2 separate regions of the Homo sapiens genome follow, and region 2 is linked to region 1. A link is a loop called in an ENCODE intact Hi-C map of the cell type or tissue named here. Cell type or tissue: chondrocyte. All regions are shown on one strand.

Evidence for each region. A loop is a pair of places that touch in the nucleus more often than their neighbours do. Peaks named below come from ENCODE experiments on the same cell type or tissue, not always from the same donor. Only the 100,000 strongest peaks of a DNase experiment are listed, where the experiment ranks them.
Region 2: a loop joins it to region 1, with 3 times the contacts of the local background. A loop is called at or near these places in 4 of 110 quality-filtered maps.

What each region holds. Positions count from the first base shown.
Region 1 is chr12:58,345,168-58,347,667 of GRCh38, reverse strand. No RefSeq gene overlaps it. Among named protein-coding and RNA genes, the nearest start is that of LINC02403, 260 kb to the right of the region's middle. In chondrocyte, CTCF peaks have their summits at 1,227 and 1,445 (motif pointing left); no DNase peak of the experiment used is centred here.
Region 2 is chr12:58,878,445-58,880,944 of GRCh38, reverse strand. It overlaps LRIG3 (leucine rich repeats and immunoglobulin like domains 3), which reads left to right. Exons shown (of 19, transcript NM_153377.5): 13 at 44-364; 14 at 1,840-2,121. Among named protein-coding and RNA genes, the nearest start is that of LRIG3, 41 kb to the left of the region's middle. In chondrocyte, a CTCF peak has its summit at 939; no DNase peak of the experiment used is centred here.

The sequences.
Region 1 (2,500 bases):
GAGGACTCTGGATTAAAGACAGAAAGGTGAAAACACCCTTTGAAGGAAAAAAAGAAAGTGCTTTTCAAAAAAAAAGTCATAGCCAGCCAGTTATCTTTTGTTAATTGTATCAAGACAATTATTAATTATTCCACTTTAGAGATACCCAGTTGTAAAAGTTGCCTCCAAAAGCAAGAACAGAGATTGGGTTTGCAGGAAATGAAAAAGAAAGGCTTCAAACTGCAGCAGGATGCCCCATTGCAGTCAGCCTCATCTGCTGCTTACAGCCTGGGCCTCAGCATGTTCAGCAAACTTAGGGAACTGGAGCTGTGCATTCTAGTCAGAAGACGGGAGCAAAAGTTGTGCAGATTTTTCAAAGCATATTGTAGATTGCTGGAGTGGTCGGTGGGTTTCCAAAATGCCACTCATATCCAAATCTCTCTAGTACTGCTAAATTTAGGGTCCATAATAAATAATGGATAATCAACTTTGAAATTTATTGAGACACAATTTGAATTGGGGGAAATTACTGTGAATTTAGCAAGAATGCCCTAGGAATAAGAACACAACAGGAACCAAATAGCCCAGACTATGAAAAATAAATATGGTCTTGTGAGGTGATTGGGACCCCATTTTTCAAGGCTGCAAATAGCAAAAAGAGAATGAGAAGGAAAAATAAGGGTTTTCCAAACATTATAAAATGTAGAGCTTCTTGGTTTATAGTGAAATGGACTTGACTCCGGTAGGAAAACCAAGGACCTTGGTTATCATGTTGCTTAGACATTTTGGATGATGTTACACTCAGCATGCATCCTACTAATATTTGGAGCTATATTTCCTTTTTCTAATTCTTAATATTTAATCATTTTTCAAACAGAAAAACATAGCCTGTATTCCTACTGAATTTACCAGGGAGAAATTCTTTTAAAGACACAGTAGTTTATTGGTAGAATTTGTTGGATATCCTGCATTCACCTTCAAAATGGTGCTTATATGTGCACATCTCATGTGTCATTAATCGATTTTAATACTCCATGACTAACAAGTTCTTCTAGAAACCATGTTTCTGTACTGCTGGGAAACAATCTTCGAAAAAATAAAGCTGAACCAGAAATAGAAAGGGTTAGTCTTCTATTTTTTCACACATAGAAAGCATGGGTGCAATTCTGTTTTAATAGCAGAATAAATGGTATAGTGATAATGTTTCACGCTAATAAATTAAATTGGGGTCGCCAATGTAAAATAGAAATGTTTCTGATAGTTATGGCCTGGAAAACGAAATCTGAAAAGAAGTACAATTGCTCCGGAAAATGTTTCTTTGTATTTAAAAAAGGAGACTATCATTTTAACATTTCTCTTAACTTTGCTAAAAATAATAACCGTGACAGAATCCTTTTAGCCCTGCTAACAGGGATGCCAAACGGAAAAAAATAACTAAAGAACCACAGTGACCTCTAGTGGAAAGAAGCAGAATAGGTCTTCATTCACAGCAAGTAGTTAACCATGCAGAGAATGATTTTGCCCATAAAAACATTCTTTCTACAAATAAAATGGAAAGAAAATAATAGTTATTCTAGCCCCAAAAAAGAATTCATATTTATGCTTGGACCTGATTTTTTAGTTGCTAGCAGTTTCAGAGTTGTTTTAAACTATAGAATATGTGGTTGTAATCATGCTATATGCATACTTTTACATGCTCCAATTTAATTTTAACATGACAACACAAGTATTACCCTATGGTATTAAAAAAAAATCTTCCCAAGCACCTTTTTTGATGAGCCACAGTTTACTTAATCTTTCTTTTTTCTAAAAAAAACTTTAAAAGAAACAAACATTTTGCAAAGGAATCCAAATAGAATTAACAAAGCATTGCATAGTAAGGAAGGTTCTAGGGCAACTTACTAAACTCATTGAGATGATTTGTAATCCAAATATCGATTATTAAATGAGCATCTACTACATTCGATTTGCTGATATTAAAAGGACACCATGAAGGACCCAACAAAAAAGGTGATGCTGACAAAAGAAGTGATGCTGGAGGGATATGATCGAGATGATTGAAAGGCACATGCATATGAACAACACGAGGCAGTGCACTGCAATGGGTACCAAATGCCATGACTGACTAAGGAGATGAGAAAGGGGAAAGCATCCCAGCCCTCCAGAAAAGCAACTAGTGAAGCCGTCAAAGGATTGGAGAGTTGAAGAGGAGAAGGAAGATATATACAAGATAGAAGGAATAATAAGCAAAATTACAGAAGCAGGAATTCACAGGGTTTTCTCTAAAGGATGGAGAGTAGATTGTTCCAGCAGAGGACTTGGGAGAGCACACTTCTTGTAACACGAAGGGGGTGAAAAGAACAGGTGCAGAGCATCATCCCCCTCCCAGTCATGGTGCCAGGAGGTTCATGTGCTTTGTTTCAGTTACTCAGCCCAGCCTTGCAATTGCAGTAATGTCACTGATGCCATTTTAAGATGAGAAACCTGAGAGGCTCAAAGGAGGTAAATATTGGCCAGTAAG
Region 2 (2,500 bases), 530 kb before region 1:
GAGCCTTAACATTGTTTTGTCTCCTCCTCTCCATTTTTAACAGATGATTTTCCCAAACCCCAGATCACGGTTCAGCCAGAAACACAGTCGGCAATAAAAGGTTCCAATTTGAGTTTCATCTGCTCAGCTGCCAGCAGCAGTGATTCCCCAATGACTTTTGCTTGGAAAAAAGACAATGAACTACTGCATGATGCTGAAATGGAAAATTATGCACACCTCCGGGCCCAAGGTGGCGAGGTGATGGAGTATACCACCATCCTTCGGCTGCGCGAGGTGGAATTTGCCAGTGAGGGGAAATATCAGTGTGTCATCTCCAATCACTTTGGTTCATCCTACTCTGTCAAAGCCAAGCTTACAGTAAATAGTATGTGATCTGACTTTTCCTTTAGCATTTAAAGATACCTTTTAGAAATAGAAAGCACCTGTTTTTCTCTCTTAATCTTAACCCTGTCTTTTCTTCTCACAGTTCCCCACCTGACTCTTCCTTTCCCTACCTTTCATTCCACAAAATTAAGATTCTTGGTTATTTGTATCTAAACCTGCAATTATGTTGAAGACGACACCGTACTCAGTGTGGTGAGTAACACAGAGATGAACCAGACATGTTTTTGCTCTTTTTTTTTTCTTTTTCTTTTTTTTTTTTTTGAGACGGAATCTTGCACTGTCACCCAAGGCTGGATGACATCCTGGTTGCAATCTTGGCTCACTGCAACCTCCACCTCCCAGATTCAAGCAATTCTCCTACCTCAGCCTCCTGAGTAGCTGGGATTACAGGCGTGCGCCACCATGCCCGGCCAATTTTTTGTATTTTTAGTAGAGACGGGGTTTCACTATATTGGTCAGGCTGGTCTCGAACGCCTGACCTTGTGATCTGCCCACCTTGGCCTCACAAAGTGCTGGCTGGGATTACAGGTGTGAGCCACCGTGCCCAGCAATGTTTTCCTCTTTGAGAGTTTACAGTGTAGTATACTGATCTGGAAGGCTGCAAAGCATCATGCTGGATGCACACTGCCTTTAATTCAGAGATCTGTGTGTGAATCCTGCCACTCCTGCGTGATTTTCAGCAGGTTGCTTCACTTCTCCGCCTCCAGTTCCACATCTTTCAATTAGGGATAATAGGACCTGCCCCCTAGAGGCATTATGCTCATTTAGTGAAATAATATGTGTAAAGGATGTAGCAAAATGGCTACAAGGTAGTGCTCAGTAAATGCACTGTTAGCCACTGTTAACAGAAGTCTATTCTTGTTTGCTTTGTGTGGTAGGTATACAGTTTTACAGTAGGATCCTTGCCACTTTATCATTTAACTATCTGTATCTGCCGTGGTAGAAGATTTTGAATATGATTCATTAATGCATTCACTCAGCAAATGATGGCTGTGGCCTGGCACATAGAACAGTTTTGAGTTTAAATTGTAGGGCAAAACATGTATCTTAAAAGTCACAGAATGTTAGAGCTACCAGGAGAGACTTTAAAAAAAAAATAGATGAAGTGAGTGGTCAGGGTACAAAGAGATTAATTGATACACCCAAGATCTCACAGTTGATTGTTGAGGAAACTAAAAAGTGGCAGAAAATAGCAGGAAGACCTTCATTCTGAGAATCAGATGACCTCTGTTTTATCCTGACTTCATTGTTTCTGTATCTGTAACCTTGAGCAAGCCTTTTAATCTTTCCATCTCAACTTTAGTTTCCTTGACTTGAAATTGGAATTAACCCCTGCCCAATCTATGTCAGGGACAATCTGTAAGTATCAAACAAACAAACAAATAATAAAAAGGAATGCAAGTGAACCTGTAAGACTCCACTGTGCTAATGCCTATATTGTTTCTCTGATTTCAGTGCTTCCCTCATTCACCAAGACCCCCATGGATCTCACCATCCGAGCTGGGGCCATGGCACGCTTGGAGTGTGCTGCTGTGGGGCACCCAGCCCCCCAGATAGCCTGGCAGAAGGATGGGGGCACAGACTTCCCAGCTGCACGGGAGAGACGCATGCATGTGATGCCCGAGGATGACGTGTTCTTTATCGTGGATGTGAAGATAGAGGACATTGGGGTATACAGCTGCACAGCTCAGAACAGTGCAGGAAGTATTTCAGCAAATGCAACTCTGACTGTCCTAGGTGGGTGAATTTGTTAAGATTCTGTAGTATAAATCAGTCTTGAAGATACTAGCTCATCCAAGGTCCCTAAGTATCAGAAGTTGTGAGAGTAAGAGATGAAGATGTATGGGGCATTGCCTTTTCCTAGAAAGTATTAATGCAAATGGCCTCTTGAACACTTTGAAGTCAGGGATTGCATGACATCCTCAAGTCTGGCCACTGAGGTGAATCCCTGCCCCCTCCATCCTGAAGAGAGGGGCCGAGGAAAAGTTGGGATGCTTTCCCTTTTATGGGGGATCACCCTCCTCTAATTTCCCCACTGTGCTGTCTATATCAGTAGTCTTAACACCATAAAGAACATTAAAAAAAAATGTGGGAACAAATTGGGAAGGCCTTACTC